Linked DNA regions of Homo sapiens: region 1 is linked to region 2. The links are chromatin loops, found by intact Hi-C in ENCODE. Cell type or tissue: endothelial cell of umbilical vein. All regions are shown on one strand. Each heading gives the region's core, and the rest is flanking DNA. Links, peaks and the distances in the headings are about the cores only.

Evidence for each region. Peaks named below come from ENCODE experiments on the same cell type or tissue, not always from the same donor. Only the 100,000 strongest peaks of a DNase experiment are listed, where the experiment ranks them.
Region 1: a loop joins it to region 2, with 8 times the contacts of the local background. A loop is called at or near these places in 63 of 110 quality-filtered maps.

The regions. Positions count from the first base shown.
Region 1 is chr10:30,779,176-30,789,282 of GRCh38, forward strand. No RefSeq gene overlaps it. Among named protein-coding and RNA genes, the nearest start is that of LINC02644, 61 kb to the left of the region's middle. RefSeq lists an enhancer at 3,971-4,471 and a silencer at 5,958-6,267. In endothelial cell of umbilical vein, for the core only: a CTCF peak has its summit at 4,867 (motif pointing right); DNase peaks (open chromatin) are centred at 4,996, 5,636 and 6,246; H3K4me3 peaks cover 569 bases; H3K27ac peaks cover 1,821 bases.
Region 2 is chr10:31,314,647-31,324,753 of GRCh38, forward strand. ZEB1 (zinc finger E-box binding homeobox 1) reads left to right here and starts at 4,570. Exons shown (of 9, transcript NM_001174096.2): 1 at 4,570-4,646. The coding sequence starts at 4,589. ZEB1-AS1 (ZEB1 antisense RNA 1) reads right to left here and starts at 4,449. Exons shown (of 3, transcript NR_148979.1): 1 at 4,250-4,449. RefSeq lists silencers at 3,765-3,824, 4,565-5,014, 5,055-5,144. In endothelial cell of umbilical vein, for the core only: a CTCF peak has its summit at 4,929; DNase peaks (open chromatin) are centred at 1,025, 3,725, 4,325, 7,045 and 2 weaker places; H3K4me3 peaks cover 4,171 bases; H3K27ac peaks cover 5,745 bases.

The DNA.
Region 1 (10,107 bases), core at 760-8,759, 540 kb before region 2:
TGCAAGACTGAAATAAGATGCTATGAAAGAGAATGATTGGGTGGTGCATAAGAGTGGAAGATCCAGGGAAGGCTCTGCTGACACTGAACTGAGATCTGAATTGCAGGAAGAAGCCAGCCATTGGAGGAATAAGGAGATCAATGATCTACACAGACAGAAAAGCCATAACATTGGGAGAAGTTTGGCTTGTTTGAGGATCTGGGGTTGGAGCACTTCCCCACTGCAGGGCGGGGAAGGTGAGGGCACTAAGGTAGGTAGGAGTTCTGTGAGCCAGGTTATATTGCCCCAAGGGCAAGGGGAACCCAATGGTGAATGTGGGAGCCATGGGGGCACTGCTCAGCTCCCACTTCAAGAGAGGACCTGCTGGGACCAGAGCAGGCAGTGGACAGCCTCCAAGTGCAGTGCCACCAAGATCCTCCTGCAGTGTTCGACCTGCGGCCATACTCCGCCCAAAGACCAATCTCTACGGGGGTGCATGAGCCCGGACTCCGTTGGGAAGCTCCTTGCTGGTCTGGCTGGGCTTTCTCAGAGCTGCAGTGTGGCCTGAAGCTCTTCCTACCCTCTCTTCTTTCCTTCAGCTCTCTCTTCTCCGGGGGTCAGACCCACATGCTGGTCTGAAGGCTCTCCCTGCCTCCTTGTGCTTCCTCTCTTCTGCATACTCTGCAGGTCTCCCCTGGTAAACTCCTTTCCTTTCCAACTGCATCCTGCCTTCTGCTTCCCAGAGAGCCTGGCCTGACAGAGTGGGGTTTTAATCAGCACGCTCTGATTATAGGGCTTCGAGTGGAGCAAATCCATCAGCAGCTGCTCAGGAACTGGAGAGAGTAAGGTGGCTTGAACCACGGCTGTGGTAGAGCAAGGGGAAGATGGTGAGTTGGGGGATGCAGCATGCTTTTTGGATGTAGAGTTGACAAGGCTTGCTGATGAGATCTGATGTGGGGGTTGGCAAAAGAGAGAAGGAAAAAATGGCCTCCAGTTTTTGGCTGAACATCAGGATAGATGGCAGGGGTATTTCCAGAGGTGGGATGACTCCATAAGGGATGAACTGGGGCCAGATCCTCAAGTCTTGGCCATGTTTGAGGGGCCTGTTAGACACTTGGAAAAGGTCTAATTGTCCTCTGGACGCAGGGGGCAAGCTGTTCTTCCCATGAAACTGTCTTCGACGCAGCAGTCAGGGTTAACAACCGCTACCATTTAGTGGGCACGTGGCACATACCAGGCGTGGTGCTAAGCACACCTATTGCCAGGATCCCAGACTCAGACCGGGCAACTGTGCCATGCTAACAGCTCTGTGGTGGAGCTACAGATGCTTAACCTGTCCTACAACAGGGCATCTGTCTTTCCAGCTATTTTATATCCAGTTGGGTCTCCTACTCTAAACTCTTTTCTAGCAGGTGGGGCATGGTAGTGTGCATCAGTAATCCCAGAAACTCAGGAGGCTGAAGTGGGAGGATCTCTTGAAGCCAGGAGCTGGAGACCAGCCCAGGCAACACAGTGAGACCCCCATCTCTAAAAAAACTTTTTTTGAAATTAGCCAGGTGTGGGGTCCTGGGGTTTCTGGGGTCCCTGCTTCTAGCCCCTCTGGCGGGTGAGCCCCGCGGGGAGGGTCCCAACGTGGCAAGGAGACCTACAAAGGGAGGCCGAGGCACCGGTGCAAGCACAAACCACACAGCAAAATTAGCCAGGTGTGGGGTCCCAGGGTTTCTGGGGTCCCAGCTACTTGGGAGGCTGAGGTGGGGAAGGCTGCTTGAGCCCAGACGTGGGAGGCTGCAGCAAGCTATGATGGCACCACTACACTCCATCCCGGGTGACAGACAGACTGAGACTTCATCTCTAAAAATAATAATAATAATAATAATAATAAGCTCCTTTCTACCAGAAACCATGTCTAGCCTATATCTGAACTCTCAAGTATGGACCATGGGGGCTTTGCCTACAGCACTGCTCAGGCAGCACGGGAATTCCCAGGAGCTTTTGGAGCTGCATCCAAACTCCAGGAAGGGCTGCCCTTTTCAGTGACCTGCCCTGGCATCCCAGTGCTGGGTGGGAGGGAGCCCTCAGCCCTCCTTCGGTGGGGTAGTGAGGTTTCTGAGCAGAAATCCCAACATCATCTTTCTCATGAGTCCCTCTTTCTGCCCTGTTTGAGAAGGACAGGTTGAAATGCCATCGCCCATCGCTGGGGGCCTCAGCCTTCACCTCTGCCCTCAGGAAAAATGCTCCTTCCCAGGAGGCTACTAACATGGACTATTTGCCTGGTAGAGCCAGGGACCCCGGGGTCCTGATGTTGGGGATCTGCAGGCCCTATCCCCTCCAATCTGCAGAATAAAATAAATCCACAGCCCTCTTCTTCTTCCCAGGCACTGAGGCATCTTCTGCAAAAATAACATTTTCTTCTCTTTCCAGAGCTATGGGTGCATGAACCAAAGGGAGGGCCAAGGCCCACTGGTCCCCATTGCCACTGGGAAGCTCGCCTGCAGGATCCGGAGTGCCTCGGCGCCATCCTCCCTGGAAGAAAGCTCCCTTGTTCCAGGCACACAAAGGATGTGCGCTGGGCAGGCGACAGGCCATGAATGCTAATGGCCCAGGCGCTTGCAGGCTCCAGCTCTGCCTGGCGGGAAAGCCAGCCTGGTGCCTCTGCCACTCTTCACGCTGAGCCAGCCCTGGCCTGGGGCTGCAATGCACATGGCAGCTCCCTTTCCTGGGGACCCCATTTCTTTGCAGTGCGGTGGCCCTGTCCCAGGCCAGAGGCGTGGAGCCCTCCCGTGCCTATCACGTGGGAGCGCCTGGGAACCCAGGCAAGCATCTGTTGCAGACTGCACAAACGTCTAAACATCCGTGCAAACTTGGACCAACAGGTCCTGCTGAAATGTGCTAACCATCTGCTTTTCCTTAGCTGTTTTTGAGCAAATTATGTTTATTATGTTAATTTATTTTACTGTCAACAACACAGAATGACACAGTTGCTGCTAAATATCATTATATATCTCAGCCTGGCATATCACCAGCAGGGCTTTTTTTATTTTGTATTAATTTTTTTGTATATACAACAAGAATAAATACATATTGAAATGTCGATCTATTTAAAATGGTGTCCGGGATGGTAAAGTCATCTGTACAGAAGGCCCTGGTTGCTCACCCTTCCAGCAAAGGCTTTTGCTAGGAGAGGCAGCACAGCGGCCATCTGGGTGGGGGCCTAGGCCTGCAGCCCGCCCAGGTCCCTCCAGACAGTTCCATGTTTGGCCAGGAACATGGGGCTTCTCAGAAGTTTGTGGGGTTAGGAAAGAGAGAGAGCGAGAGAGACAGAGACAGAGAGAGAGAGAGAGAGGCTCCCAGGCGCCTGTTTTCTTCCCCAAACGTCCTCCTCCCTTAAAAAATCCTCCCATTTTCCAGATGGCCAAGCCAGGGGGACCCAGAGGAGCCAGGCAGAGAGAGGGTGTGCCCTAGTGACTCACTGGGAACCACCCTGAAACCCAAACAGCTGGCCAGGGGTTGCAGCTTATAATAATTACGTTTTTGATCATTTCCCCCCTGCAGAGACCAATAAACTCCACATTTCCAGAGAAAGAGAGAGGAGAAAAAATAAGGGCTGCTGAGCAGGAGGGAGGGAAGCCTGACAAGGAGAAGATCGTTCTGGAAATGTACCAAATCATTGCGCGGGGCATGAAGGTACTGCTCTCCACAACTTCCTTAATGCTCAGCTAGTGGCCAAGCTAAGGAAGCTCAAAGTAGCACCATGCAGACTCAAATAGTTCATCAATTAGGTAATAAGCAACAGAAGGTAAGTGCAGTTTCCTGGGAGGAAACCAGGGCCTCAGACAGACACCAGAGCCCCTGCAGAAATGAACAGAGTTTCTTTCATTCCGCTCACAGGCCCGACTGAGATTTCATCTGCACACCCCAATTGGGGGGCAGCAGGAGAGGCCAGGGTGGGCTGCCCTGTGTCGTGGAGGGGAGGTTTGCCTGCGGACCCCTCAGAAGCTGAGAAAAATCCCCAGGTGGCGTTTTCACAGCACCAATGACCTGCATGGTCAAAAGATGTGGTAGCCAGGTGGCTGCTGGCTGTCCCTGCAAATATTTGGTTTCAGAGAATGAGTCGGATTACACAGTTTCATATTTGGAGGCTGAGAGAGCTGCGGCCGTAAGCCTCCATCCTGGCTTGTCTGCAGCAGCCAGTAGACAGCCCATAAAAACACGGGGCTTATGTTCACACAGATGGCTGTTGGTTTTATCGACTTGGGGAGAGGAGCAGAAGATGGTCACGGTGCAGCTGCCTGAGACTCTGTCAAATGGGTCTCAACTGCTGGGGACACAGTGACCATCGAGGGCCACCTGGGTCCTAGAGGCCCCATGAGGTCTGGACATTCTCAGAAGGCTCCCTCCACACCCCTGAAATGTGTACAGGACTCTGTCACTACCCACCTCCCAGAGCCACCACCCTACCTCCTCCCAGTCCCACCAAATGAATGACTAGGGCCCGGGCTTGAAGGATGGCCACAGCGCTGGTTCCTGTCCCTCTGGGTCTCAGGCTGGGCCTCCTTCCTTTCTCTAGGAGCCCACTCAATCCTTGGGAAACAATAATACACTGTTTCACCCTAAAATCGGTGCCTAAATTTTATCTCTTCAAGGGTATCTTCTGTTTAATTGGGAGCTAAGCCTTGAATCAAAGAAACGGATCCGTCATTGCAGAATGTCTTACTTAGTAGATGGCATGAAGGGAGAGCGTCTGGTGCCCTGTGTGTTAACCTCATTGCAGGGAGGAGAAGAAAGTGGGCAGAGACCATCCCAGCCCCACTAAATCCACGCTACCGCCCGGGAGGATCCCAGAAAAGGCAGGGGAAGGGGCTTGGAGAGGGAGGCTGGCCACACGGTGGTGCTATTGCCCACGGCGGTCTAGTTGGCCTCCGAACTGGGGGTGGAGGGTGGGAAGTGGTTAGAACCATCCCCAGCAAAGAGAGAAGAGAGTGCTGACTTCAACTCAGTGGCAACCAGGGGGCATAGATGAAAAAAACAAATTGCAAATTCTTCCACCTCGGCCTCAATCTCTGTGATAAAACCCTGCGGTTCTCTGATGATTTCTGGGGTGATGGGGTGGGGCTGGGTTAAGAAGAGACTTATACTGTGATTCCTGGGTTGGGGGACGGCGCTACGACTCTAAGGTTTTAAGCAGTGATCCCAGCAGGTTAACTGGGGCAGTAAGTGCTGTCTTTCTCGGGGAGGGAGGGAGTTCAGCTCCAAAGGCGGCCTGGTTCGCAGGCTCCTTTCCCTAAGATCCTTTAGAAATCGTTCCCATCCCAGAAAGGAAGCTGGGGCGCAGCTGTGAGCGCCCCCCTCTCCCCCCGCCTGCCCCCACCCCCTCTGAGCTCCCCGCTTTGCTCTGAAAAAAACCAAAAGCATCTCTCGATGCTGGGGTTTCTTCACATAAAGTGATTACCACGTGTCAGAAATAAACTGCAGTCCCCTTTGGAGAACAGTGAGGTTGGATCAAAAAGGAGAACTATTTCAAAACATGCTGCCAGCTCGTCTTTTCAAAAATTTTTCTTTTTTTTTTTTTTTTTTGGATGTGGGGAGGAGGATTTCAAAAACAAAAAAAAGTAAGTCAGTATCTTCTCACAACTGCAGCTGATTTCCTGTGTAAACGAAAACCATGTGATATTCCATAAATGCTTCCAGCTCTAAATTACAGGAAATGAAAACCATCATGGAAAAGGAAAGCTTTCAGAATAAATCCCCACTTCGGATCCCGCCGCGGCGAAGCTGCGCTGGGCCGCCCGCACACACCTGCGGGTCCCCGAGCTCGCCCGGGCGCCCCCGCCACCGTCCCCAGAGCGCGCAGGGAGCGGGGCGCGCGATCACACCCTCCGCGCTGCGCCCGACCACTCGGGCTTTCAATTAGGAGCCAAGCTGAGAAAAGTAGGCTTTTCTTTATGCACGCCTCGCCGAGGTCAGGTTACGACCTCTCAACCGTCTTCAATCGGCGGTGGCATCCATATTCATGAAGGCTAATTAACTCTGAAAGGCTCGGCGGGGCTGGCCCTCCCCGGGCCGCCCAGCGCCGCCCCCCGCGGTGCAGGGGTGGGTGAGTGGGGGCCCCGAGCCCAGTACCCTCTCCTCCCTCCCCCGACAACCCGCCAGGCATCTTCCCAGGGCCGCCCGGCCTCCGCAGCTGCTCCTGGGCCGGACTCCCGAGCACGCACTTGTGCGCGGGGACACGGGGTCCCAGGGCGCGGGGACCAGTCAGGCGAGGAGAATTAGCTGCGTCATTTGTCGCCATCCTAGCAACTCGAGCTTACTTCTCCCGATAGCTCCCTCCTGGCCGCTGCTCCCAGGGGCCGAATGTGGGAAAGGGATGCTAATTCCAAGTGAGAGTTCATGCTTGGGGTTTCAGGCAGCCTTGCAGATGGGCGGCCCTGGGACCTAGGTTATAGCCCCAAGCCAATGGACTGTGGGGGCGCGCGGGGAAGTCACTCCACCTCTCTGGGCTCTTTGCGTTTGCTCTGAGATGACAAGAGGCTGTTAGGCTGGAGAAACTCCTTTCCACTTAGTGAAACGTCCCAAGAGGTCTCTCCTGCGGCCTTATTTCCCCAGCTCTGCATGAGAATTTTTAGGTTTCCCAGTTCTGCAGGAGCCAGCAGGTTCTGAGGTTCCCAAGGGGTGGCAACTTGTAGGGTAACCTTTTCTACTTCTTCCTGTATCCATCAAGGTCCTTACATTTTAGATTTTACAAACGGACTTGAACTAGTTTAAGCAAACTAGAAAATTCTGTTTTGTGGATAGAGACTTTGCTCATGGACCCATGGGCCTGAGATACCTCCAGGCTCAGAAAGTTCTTCCTCCTTCTTTCACCTTTTCTTCTATATTCCTGCTGCTTTGTTTTTATTGGCCGACTGACTGCCTCAAGGCCTGTTTCTCAGTCCACATAGGACAGAAGATGGTCCTGCCACTGTTTATCAGTTTACATCTGCTCTATTCAACAGGGGAGTCCAGCCTGAAACTGCATCTCCAGAATTCAGGCACAAAATTCAGTTTACATCTGCTCTATTCAACAGGGGAGCCCAGCCTGAAACTGCATCTCCAGAATTCAGGCACAAAATATGGGGCTGGCCCAGCTTAGATCACATGCCCAGCTCTGGTCCAGCCAATTGAGAGCAGAGGGCCAGCCACATGGTACTCACTGCCACCATGGGACTGCCCTGTGGGTAGGGGATGAATCAGGGGTGAGCTGGCCAGAAATGGCTAAGAGCATCTTCTGCATGAACTCAAGCCTGATTTCAAGTGGGTGCAAGGTAATTTCTTTCAGAGACAGATAGCTCTCTGGGCTCCTGACCCAGAGTTGGCTTCACCTTTTTTATTTCTTTTGTTTCTTTTCAGAGATGGGCTCTCACTCTGTCGCCCAGGCTGGAGTGCAGTAGTGCAATCCACAGCCTCAAACTCCTGGGCTCAAGGGATCCTGCAGCCTCAGCCTGCAGAGTAGCTGGGACTACAGATGCGTGCCACCACATTCAGCTATTTTTTATTTTCATTTTTTGTGGAGATGAGGTCTTACATTGTTGCCAGGCTGGAGTGCAGTAATGTGATCAGAGCTCACTGCAGCCTCAAACTTCTGAGCTCAAGTGATTCTCCAGCCTCAGCCTCCTGAGTAGCTGGGGCTACAGTTGGGCACTAACCACACATGGCTAATTTAAAACAATTCTTTTAGCAGTGGGGTCTCGCTGTGTTGTCCAGGCTGGTCTTGAATGCCTGTCCTCAAGCGATCCTCCCACCTTGGCCTCCCAAAATGCTGGGATTACAAGTGTAAGCCACCACACCTGACCATGGCTTCACCTAATAAGAAAGAGGAGGGGACAGAATTCCCAGTGCAGAATTCAGGGGCACCAGGAAGAACATACCTGACCTCCCTGTACTTCTTAGCAGGGAGCCAGGGATGAAGTCAGAGGCCCACCATGACCAGAGAAGCAGACAGAGAGCCCACTCTCCATCAGAGACACTTCTGTGGCTGGGCCTGCCTATGGTGATGGGATTGCCACACTAGGGCTCCTGCTGGGTCCCCTCCATCCTGCACTAAGATGAGAGGTCTAAGGCAAGCCCTGTGCCGCCCATTCTGGGGGAACCATGGCCTACCTGCAGATGCAACTACCAAATCAACACATTAGACCGAGTCGGGAAGTGAAATACTCAGAGTTCTTAATCCTAAAAAAAGGAAATCTGCTTTAGCTAGTCCATCAGAAAACGGATTTCAGTGTACTAGTCAAGATGCGCTAACCCTACAACAACTGCAAACTCAGAGTGGCTTAAGACAATAAGAGGTTTATTCCTTGTTCATGTCGCCATGCAGGCTAGTGATCCAAGAGCCCAGGCTCCTGTCTTCTCATGGCTCCAGGGCTCTTGTCATCTCCCAGCGGATCCTCTGCGCCTTGCTAGGCGATAAGAGTGTGGGTGATTGTGAGAGGCTTTAGGGACCAGGCATGGATGTCTGTCGCTTCTCTCCACGCTCCATTAGTTGGGACTCAGTCGTGTGGCCACGCCTAAGGGCAAGGAAGGCTGGGAAAGGCAGTTCAGCTCTGTGTGTGCCTGACAACGGGGACAAAATGGGACTGGTGAGCCCTGAGCCATTCTCTTGGGAGATCAGAGCAAGCTCACAGAGTCATGGGCAGCCAGGAGTCAGAGTTGAAGCTAAACGTCCGGGAGCGATCCCTAAATCCCGCCACAGAACTTGCTGAGGAAACAGCAGTGGTTTCTGCCACTCATAAGCACAAAATGCCACAAATCTGCTTCATCACAAATGCCACATCTGCTAGATCTAATGGGACATGACCTTGCACTGTCTGGGAAACAGCATAAAAGCCAATGTCTCTGCCGTGGCTCAAAACAGAAAATTAATGCACCAGGCAGATTCCCTCCTGCACCTTTTTTCCCTTCAGGTTATTAATTTCCAAATTGAAGTCTTGCACAGGAGCATATGAAAGATAGACTTAGGTCACAAGACTTCTTCTTTCCTGCAAGGGATCCTGGGATTTTGAGTTCTCACTTTTACTCTGGGAAGGTGGGACTCATATTGTGAGCTTGTCCTGTAGTCAGGTAATAGATGGCATCTATGAGCAAGACAAATGTCCCCCATTGGAGGTGAGCAAAGAGGGAGGCCCCTGGCTATTGCAGCTCTGGCTGGGCCTAGGTAAAATGGTGTTGAGGATGAGTTATAAACTATGTCCAAGCTTGCACAAGCAAAAGGCCAAGTGGCAGAAACATAGGTCCTTGGAGTCAGGAGGAAAAGTCAAAGGTTATCAGTCCAGTTCCCAACTTCACACAGGCATCCTGTCTACCAAAAGTGCCCTATGATGGGTCAGCCCCACTGAAACATTCACCGGGATGGGTGACTCAGCACTGCCTTACAAGGCAGCCTCGTGGATCACTTTTTGTTCTTAGGAGTTTCTTTTTTTAGGTGAAGCAGAAACCTGGCTTTCTAGAACCTCTACCTCTGGCCTGAGTTCTGTCCTGGGAAGCCACACAGAACGAATCTGCTTTTCATGTGTATGACAATTTTAATGTTCCACTCTTCTGTGGTTTTTCTCATCTTCTTGAGGCTGAACATCCCTTCTTCTCTACACTCTGTTCCTCACATGGTGATCTCTTAAGAGAGACCCATGGGCAGAGGGTAGAGGGACAGATCCCCAAATGGCAGTGCTGTAAATTTCACCACTCCCTGAAACAGTCTCAGAGGGGTGCATACACATCCCAATGTGATTGATGGGAAAATGGAGAAATCAAAGCAAGAGAAGAAATCCAGGGTCCAGATCAAGACTTGGAACCACTGTCCTCGAGTTTCTGCGGACGCCACTCCCATGAGATCTGTCCTCCCTGGGCCCATTTAATGCACCACCTATCCCTGTGCTGGGTCCCAAGCCTGGGGAGCTTCACATTGACACCTTCAACAGTTACTGCAAACAGTTACAGATGCTTCAGGTGGGACAGAGGTAAACAAGTCCTCTTGTAAGAGCCTCTAAGTTGTTGCTCTGAAGGTGAGTGTGGTGACAGTGGGGAAAGGGTTGTTTACCCTGAATTTTTCTGTTAGAAAAAAGAAGGAAATTTATGTCTCTTCATGAAATCCTACCTGTC
Region 2 (10,107 bases), core at 1,024-9,023:
CACAAAGAAAGACAGAGGAAGGGAATGATTACAAAGTAAAACAGTGGGGGAGGGGCACAATGTCTGATCTATTTATGTAAGTAGGATAAAGAGAGAGAGAAAAGAAATAGAGGCCTGAGGTCTGAAGAGAATGAGAAGGGTGTGACCAGGGATCTTAAAGTTGTGGATATAATTGGACACAGGGTATTTATCACCATCTTTCTCATGTAAGTTTAATACAATGGTAGAACATCTAAAACCTGTTACTGATTGCAAACATTTTAAATGCATGTACACCAAGGATGTTCAATCCTTGCCTCTGTTCAGAGGCAACGACTGTAACTGAGGATCTGTGGTTTACAGAACACCAGCACTGTAGGTCAAAGAAACAGCCATACTCTGTAACAGAATCAATCAGCTGCTAAAAGAAGTCAAGATGACAGAAAAAAGAAATACGTGGATACAAAAGAGAAAAAACAGCAGTAGAAACCAGCTATCAGACCACTGATATCATGGTAAATAATTAAAATTCACTTAAATCAAAAATATGTGTGTTGCTTCCTCTCAAGTTACCTACATATAATTAAGTGTAGAAAAAATTAAATGTTATTCATATTCATAAGTAATATTAGTAATAGAAACTACAATCTAACTTCTATGGAGGCAGCCTTTGAAAGAAATCCTTTTTAATTACTGTGACTTCATGGAAAACACTAGTTTTACTTTTTGGATATTCACCGACATCCTGCAAACATCTTTCTCCATATATTTATATCTATCTCTGTATTACACACGTTCCTGAAAAATCACCTCGTAAATAAGAAACTACACGTGTTAACATTTCATTGACTTACATTAAAAATAGGAGCCTCATTCCCCAGAGGGGTAAGAACCATTCTGTGGTAAACTATGTAACAAAAATCACATGGAAGTATGGAGAAAACATTTGTCCCTGTGATATCTCCTGGGAGGCTGTATTCGAAGGGCTGGCATGGGTCCTGTGGCCAACTGTGGGTTCTGCATCACCCTGTAGTCATGTTTCCTTCCTGACTCAATGACTGCAGAATTTGGTGAGACTGCAACAGTGAAATGACCATTGCCCTCCTTTGTTCCACGGTGAACTGCAAATCCAGAATTACTGTAGGTCAGGAGCCATGGTCAGAGACAAGAATTGAGTAGCGGCTTTATGGGACCTCTACATTCTGTACTTTGAGGGATAACATGTATCACATTCTTTTTCCTTCAAAAACTCTAAGATTAAAATTAGGTATTGAATTCAAGAGTTGCATTTACATGCTATCCTTCCATGAAATTAACGAACTTTAAATTTTGATGAAGACTAGAGAATTATACATTGCACTTCTCAATGTGTTTTGGAAGAGGTATGTGGGAATGATATGCTTCATGTGGAACACCGTGAAATCTCTACATTTTAAACTTAAGATAATTTTATGTCAAATTTTATCCTAATTTATACAGGAATCATATATGAAAAGCAAATAGGTGCAAAGGGTTTATGAAAAATTTATAGAAAAAACTCAGTATTGGAACTATTCTATCCATTTACATTTTTCCCTGTAAATTTGGAATAGTATAGAAATTCATTTTTAGAATATCTTCCCTTCAGCATATATAATCCCAGTGCTCAGTAGAAGCAGTGTGTTAACATTTCATTGACATATTAAAAATAAGCATATATATTGAATGTATGCTGTATGACAGCACTACAATTACTAAAACCAAGAATGCAGGATACATGTTAAAGTCATATATTAGTATCCCCTACCGTTTGATTTGAATAAACCTAAATTTTAATAATCTTCTTTTATAAATTGATTCTAAAGATTTTTCCCCTATTCTTTAGCTGTATTTAAGAGATAAGAAGCAACCGTCACACATGCATCATGTTTAAAGCAGTAATTTATTCTGAGATTTACTTTTGTCTGTTTTCTTTCCAGTCCAGGTATCAATATTTTCAAGAATATTAAAGTATAATAATCAAACATTCAATTCATAACATATATGCTTATCAGAAGCTTTTACAAAATGGAAATTTTATGTTAGAAGATTTGGGCTACCAGTAATATTCACTGTGCATATTTTAAAAAAAAAGGTGAACAGAGTTCATTGTTTAGGGAAAATGATTATGGAGAAACTAAAATCAAGAGCAATTTTAATGTGGATATTAATGACAGTGATCACTTTCATATCCATGACTTTATCTGTTCCTAAGGACTAAAGGGATGAAGGCAGATTATGTACCTTACTGTCAAGAACAGGGTCAGAAAAGGTCAACAATATTAATTTAAGAAATGTTTATTAAGCATCTACTATTGGCTACGTACTCCACTAGGTGTTGAGGACATAGAAATAAGAAAAAAAAGTTACCTGAAAAGGTACTTGTCCACAGTTTGGCCCAAACTAACTAAACCAGAAACCACTAAAGTAAGGAAGAAAATGACTTCTGTTTGTCTCTTCACTTCATCTCTCTATGAGGTGAGGATGAACACTGAAGGAAGCTTAGCAGGGAGGTACAGGCCAGAAAGAGAACATGAGAAAATGCTATTTGTAATACCTCCTAAGTTTAAGAGTAGGTAAAATGTGTGATAGAGCTGGAAAGTTTTTTTTTCCTTTCTGGTCAGAAATCAGGGTAGCTGTAAAAATGTTGGTGGGGTGGGGTCAATTCCATAGTCTATGACCTGATTCGGTAGGCGACTGAAAAACATTGTACAACTCTTAAAAAAAGGGAGGAAGAACTCACACTTAACCAAGCAAAGCAAGGACACCGTGTTGACATACACAAGTTTCGGTTAACATGGTATCAAGGAAAGCGAGGACTGCCTGTACTTAAAATGATCATTAAGACTAATGATTCTAGTTTTGGCATTGAGGATGAATGCAGATATATAGACATAATGTATAGCAAAGAATATTTACAGTCACATTTCATGGACCAATAAATAACGCATTTACTTCTCAAAATGCCCAAGAAAATGTGGGAGAGAAAATGTTCATTTATATTCAAGATTAAACTTTCTAACTTTAAATCATCAGACTTCAGCTGTAAATTTATTTCAGTTGAAAGGTTTGAAGACATTATTAATGAATATTCTAAAATTCCGGAAGGTGTTTAAAAGATAATTTTAACCTAATAAAAAAATCCTGCCATAGAAGTGACAAAAATTATAAGCATAAATTTATTGAGCACCTACTATGTGTCATTGTGCTAGGTGATGTACTACGTTATTTCCAATACTCCGGTCACGTTTCAGTTTTCTCAATTTCTCTATCAATAACTGCTACATTGTTAATTTATAACTATATTACTTGAAATACAGCTCAGCTTATTTATTCCATAAAGTTGGTCCCAAAGACGTTTCCTTATTCGAAGGAGGTGGGAAGCAGGAAGGAAACCTAAATCTAAATTCTACTTAATACTGAAGACGACTTTCTTGATATTTGTGGTTATCTGTATGGTCTTTTCAGAAATCCCAAAACTTGTACCAAGTCAAGGATAAAATAAGATAAAATCAGCAATCTATCAGGTTCAGAGATCACATCTGTCAGCCGATGCTTCTTGCCTTAAGGTCCTGCACGGCGATGACCGCTCATTTAGGAAGGAATTCATGGCCTGTGGATACCTTAGCTCTGAGTCCTGCCACCTAGGATCCCACGGTTCTACGCGAGGAAGAGGGCGGGGAGCGCGGACCGGGTGTGGGAGGCCGAGGTGACAGCAGGTGAGGGCCGGGTGCGGATGGGGAAGTGAGACAAGCACCGTGTGGGTATTACTCATTCCGCTCTACTAAGGAGGCTGCTGGCAAGCGGAACTTCTAGCCTCTCTTTCAATCCAGCTGAAGTTCAATCTCATTGAAGTCACTTCCCATCCCGGTTCGCTTGGGGGGAAACCAGGCGTCCCTGGAAGGGAAGGGAAGGGAGTCCGGGCTGCGCGGGTCAGGTAGCCTCTCTCCGGTCGCCGCGTGTCCTCGCCGTCCCCAAACCTGCCCTTCCCCTCATCAAGGGAACTCCCCGGGGAGTCCAGACCGCGATCCCTTTCCTTGGCCCCGGGGTGCGGGGGGCGGACACGCGAGGCGTGGGACTGATGGTAGCCCTGCCTCCAGGAAGCAGGCAGGCGGGGACCTCTGGGCGCTCGGAGGGGCAGCTCCGAGGGCACAGGGTACAGGGAGAATCAGCCAGATCCCTCCCTGCCCCGGGCAGCCGCGGCGGGTGTGGCCAGCGCGGAGGCAGGACGCCGCCGAGCCTCCAACTTTACCTTTCCAACTCCGACAGCCCGTCGCCTTTCTGACCGCGTCCCTACGGTTTCCCGGCATCCGCCTCCCTCTCCCCACCACACCTGAGGAAAACTTTTCCCTCGCCCCTCAATTCAAATTCAGCAGTGCCCACGGTTGCCGCAAACCGCCCGGTCCCTAGCAACAAGGTTCCGGCCGTAGAGCGAGAGCCTCTAGGTGTAAGGAAGGTGATGTCGTAAAGCCGGGAGTGTCGTAAACCAGGTGCGGTGGGGAGGGGGGAGGGGTGGAGGCGGAGGGGTGGGGGGGAAGGGGGAGGGAGGGGGAGGAGGTGACTCGAGCATTTAGACACAAGCGAGAGGATCATGGCGGATGGCCCCAGGTGTAAGCGCAGAAAGCAGGCGAACCCGCGGCGCAATAACGGTGAGTGGCGGAGGGGACCGGGGAGCGGCGGAGTCAGGGGGAGCTGGGCAGCCGGGGCGCCCCCGGGGGTGAGGGGGGCGAGCCGGGCTGGGGGCAGCCGGGGCAGGGACGGCAAAGTGGAGTGGGAAAGTAGAAAGTAGTGCTCTCTGCCCCCCTCCGCTGCCGCCGCTGCCGGAGCCGCGCCGCGGCCGCTCGCTCTCCCTGAACCGTTATGTCTCTTACCTGGTCTCTCTCCGCCTAGCGGCTCCCGCCGCCCCTGCCGCCTCCCTGGACCGTTAGCCGGCGCCGACGCCGCCGCATCCCCGGCGCAGGGCGGGCGGCCGGGACGCACTGGCCACTTTTCTGGTCCCGGGTGGAGCGGCTGTTGCTTCTTTCCGCACTTTTCCCCACTCTTGTGCCCTTCGGCGCCTCCCTCTCCCCCTCCTCCTGGCCCCCTCAGCGCGATTCTCCCTCAGCGCCCAGGCCCCCGGGAGCCGCGGAACAAACTTGTGCCCGGCGCTGACCGTGCAAAGTGGCTTCCGCGCGCCGCGGCCCCGGCCGGCGCCGTCGCTGTCGCTCGGGCCCCGCGACTCGGGCCGGGCTGTGGGCGCGCGGCAGGCGGGCTGCGGCGGCGGCGGGACGGGGCGGCCGCGGGTTGCGTGGGGTTTGTGCGCGCGTGTGCGCGGGCGCCGGCTGTGCGCGCCGCGGGCGGACAGGGTTCGGCCGGCGGCGGTAAAGTTGGGACCCGCGGGCCGGGCGCGCTCGCGTAACGGGGATTAGAGGCGCGGGGGCGCGGGTCCCTAAGCGCCCCTCCTCCCTGGCGCCTCCCGCTGCCCGGCCCAGAGCCCCGGCCTGGGGACTCCGCGGCGAGCCCCGCGAGTGGGGTCCACGTTTGGCGGGGCGCGGCGGGGCGGCGCGGGGAACAAGGCAGGAAAGGTACCCACTTAACGCCGCCGGGAGCCGCGCGGATGGGGGCGAGCTGGGCGGCGGGTGTGTTTGCGGAGTTGTTACCTGGGCTTAGAGACCGGGAAGCACCACAGACAGATCCCCCTCCCGGGGCAGACGAGGTCTCTGCGCCGGGATGGGCCGGTGTGCGTGCGCCTCGCGCTTTTCTCTTTCGGTTTTTGGGGAAGTTGTTACCTGGGCCGGACGCACGGAGCGCTGAAGCCGGATAATGGGGCTTGGATGGCGCTCTGGGTCTCGGGTGGAAGGAGGGTGGGGGAGGGGGCGGACGGACCGACGGACGCGCGGGGCTGCTACTTGCACCGCAGCTGCAGTGTTTATTGATTTGTGCTGCTGTGCCAAGGGAAACACACACCCCTCTGCCTGGCGTGAGAGTTAAAAAAAAAGAGAGACAGCCCGAGGGATCGAGACCTGAACATGTGGTGGTGGTTGCACAGTCGCCTTTTCCAGTTTGGAGAGACGTTGTAAGTTGATTGTATTTCTGGTTATCTCGGGGCGATGCTATGCTTTCTCTCCCTCTCGTGCAGCAGCGAAATGTCTGCTGATTGTTATTGTCTGGACAGTTCCTGTGGCGAGAGGGGCGAGACTTGTCCGCCCGGGGGCGGCGGGAGCGCAGGGAGAGCAGCCCCCGCCTGCGCCGCCCCGGTACCTGTTTGTATAATAATGGGCGGCAACGGCCCTGCCGCCGGCCGCAGCCCAGGCTATATAAGGAATTACACGTACATTTCGGACCGAGGGGCTCGCTTTGGTTCCTGCGTTATTTTTAAAACGACTTTTAAGAGAGGGGCAATAAATGCGTCTATAATGGGACCGCTGCAGCGTCGAGAAAACGAGGAAATACGTGTTTAGGAGAAAACTCTCTCGTGCTCCCCCAGCCCCACCCCCCGCGCCTGGGCTCCCTTTCTCCCTCCCCTCTGGGATGCGAAACGCGAGGTTTTGTAACCTTTCCTGGCAATTTTAGATTTTGTGTGGGATTTCCTGTCTAGAAGCAGATACGAAGATTTTTAAGCTGTTTCAAGATGTTTCCTTCCAATCCATAATTATATTTTTAATATATTCGAGCCATCATTAAAATCACTGCTTTCGTGATTTTAATTATTCAAATAAACACTTGCATTTTAAAGACGTCTGTTGATTATAAACGAAAGGTATTTTGGTATTCTCATTGTGGAGAGATGACTTGTTATAGCAAGGAGTGGAGCATAGGCTATTGCAATTTTAATTTCCTGTTTTAGCGTCAAATAGTGTGTGTTCCATATTGAGCTGTTGCCGCTGTTGCTGATGTGGCTTTATGAAAGGTAAGTTGGTTCGGAAAGAGCTGTTCGCTTTTTACCTTATTTAAAATGTTGATCGCCAGAGAAAGGGGCTTTTCTTGTTGCTGACGACATGTGTGTGACATGTGAGTCTGAACCACCCAGCGTCTGTGCAGCTGCTGTAAACATGTTTACCTGAACAGGAAAGAATGGATTTTTCTCCTTGAGATCCTGTGATATGAATATTACACTCGTAAGGCATATCAACAGATGACTTAAGGGGGGAAAAGCGATCCTGAAAGATACTTGAAATCAACAGGAAAGAGAGGTTCTTGATCGCTGCAGCAAATGGCAACTTGTGCAGGTAGAAAAAAAGATGGTGTTTAGTTTTCTCCTGCATGTATGTCAGCCCCCTCCTGTCTGCTGCTTTCATTCTCAAGGGAGGGATTTATTTACCACGCTTGCTGTCAGTGTTTTTCCTTTGTGTTTAATATTAGAAAAACAGATTTGCGTCTGTTTAGCACAAAACGTCTTGTCTGCAGTATGCATTACTCTCAGAAAACAAAAGGTGTTTAAGATAGCACTGTACTACTACAGGTATCTTCCATTTTCATCACTTTTGGCTCTGTCCTTGTATTTCTTTTTGTTCTCAAATGCATTTCATCCATTGCTGGTGATTATAGCCATGCTATTTGATTTAGCCTTATATTTTGCAAATTAAAAATGAAGTTATATTCCATTGTGTTGTGAAACCTCAGTATATGTGCTGGTTAATATTTCTTAGCAGTGCAGTCATATTTAAGTTGCAGATGTTTATTGGAGAAAATTGCCTGGCAAAACGTTAACTCTCAAATCTTTTTAATGAAGAAATATGTGATATATACAGTGGAAGATTGTCGTAGAGATAGTTTATGTTGTTATATATGTAAATAATGTTTTATTCATTTTGAAATAAGATACGTGGATTTTGCTGCTAAGCCTTCTGTAAAATATTTTAATTTCCTTTCTGGAATATGTCTGAAGGTAGGATATTAAAAGGAGTATCAGGTAATGTAACTGACAGGGGTAAACCAATTGAGTAAGGTTTGGCCAAAGCATCAAACCTTGTGTGGTAACTTAATGATGTTAGTCATCCGTAAAGGAGTGACATTAGAATTGCTTGAATTAGTTTTTACCATTTATAATTTCATGCTTTGTTGCATTTTAAAAAATCTGTCTTTTTCTTTTTCTGCTTTCTTCTATGTGGTTTTCTTCTTGTTCTACCTTTTTTTTTTTTGAGAGAGAGATGTACTCTACTAATGACCACATGCTGATTAATTCTCTTTAGATGGAATAGAAGGTACATATCCTTCTGTCATCAGCACCATTTCCCCTTGCTGTCATTGGAAACCACCAGTAGAGGATGCTAACAAAAATGATTATTGGTGTGGTAGCATCATAAGTCTCTCTATCGACTGTGCTGATTGGGACCTTCAGTATAATTCTGAGTCTTATTGTTACTTAAAACTAGCCTTGGTTAAATTAGGCATAAGCATTTTCTAGTTTGCCGAAACTAGAAAGAAGCAGGACTGTTTTAACTTGAATAATTTTATAAATTTGAGTTATTTAAGTCTCTAATTGAGATTGCTGTTAATTCATTCTTGTTTTAGAGCAGTTGTATTACTCCTTATTTTAAAAAGATTTTGTTTTATGTTCTTAGGTTTGGAGAAGAATATGTAATAATTGACCCATATTTATGTTGCATATTTAGAATACTTTTTAATCACCCCTTTTTAAAATTCATAGTAAGATCCCTTAAAATATATATTTTAGATGTTAAAATACATCTAAAATGGTCAAAGTTTAAGAGTAGCAAGGAAAATTACAATTGATTGATAATACTGTGTAATTATTTTTATATAACTTATGTAGACTTAGACTATGGATGGGTTGGCAGAGAGCTACTAACGGAGGTGGTAACTAGCAGTCACTTAGATGTTAGTGATTTTTAGATTTTATCTTTTCCTTCCCCTTCAGGTCTTTTCCTACTGGTAGCCCTCCCCCACCTTTTTAGTTAAGAATCAGTGAGTGCATACGTTTTAAATTTGTCAGTTGTAATTAAGGAATATAAGTTTGCTTTGAGATCTTATATGCAGTAAAACTCTGTAGTTCGTACGTTGCTGTATGCTTGTATTTAAATAATTCCTTTCAAGAAACTATATAAATTGCATATAAATAATTGCATGAGACTGTATTTAGTTATGTCTTTTCATTTTGTGTTCTTATAGGTATATTAATATAACTGTAAATTTTAAGCCTCTCATTAGGTAGAACATTAGAAGTATTTATTTCCTTAATTATTTTTAGTGGTGTTTTTATAAATGCATCAATATCAGTACCGTAATGGAATAGCCATACTGTTTATCTTGAACTAAGTAGGTATTGAATTGCCAGGTAAGCCTGTGTTAATTTCTTATTTTAGGATGTCATGGTTCTTCGTGTGTGTGTGTGTGTGTGTGTGTGTGTGTGTAAATAGTTTTTCATTTCCTGACAGGTATTTCTTGAATTTAGTATTCTAATTCCTGAGGGCTCAGTAGTGAATAGGTGTGATTCACTTAAATGTTTATGAACTCAGAAACTTTGCCACAAAGTCACGAGATACATTGTAGCATGGAGCAAAACTTAAAGTATCTTATAAATTGAAAATATTAATCGTTTATGAAGATGACCCTGATATAAAAAGCATGTGAAATATTTGTTTAATACTGTTTTCTTCCTTTCTCTAGTCTCTAGTATGTTTGAAATGGCATACCTCCTATGTAGTAGCTTTTGAAGCATGTGCTGAGAAACTTCTGTTAAATTGAGAATGATATTTTTAAAATAAGAGCATAATGATTTCTCATAGTTGTGTTTTTCTTTTGCTTTATCCTCTTGTGGATTTACCTGTATAAATCACTTTTAAGCATGTGGTTAGAGCCAGATGTAAACACAGATGCAGTATCATGTGGAATTATATTGTTAGCTACTCTTAACTACCTGTATTGAATTGCAGCAGAGGAGGAGAAAAATCATGCAGATGTTGGAAGAAGATATGCATTAGTGTGCAAGAGTACAGCGAGAGGTTAGAAAACTTGAAGCTGTAGAAATAGGATTGAAAAAGGTTTCTTTGCAGTACAGTCACTAATTTATGTGGAAATGCATGCTCTTTATTTCTAATTGAGATATAAGCTAAAATAAAAGTCCATTGTTGAAAGAAAACTCAAAAAATTTTAAACTAGAAAAAGTGT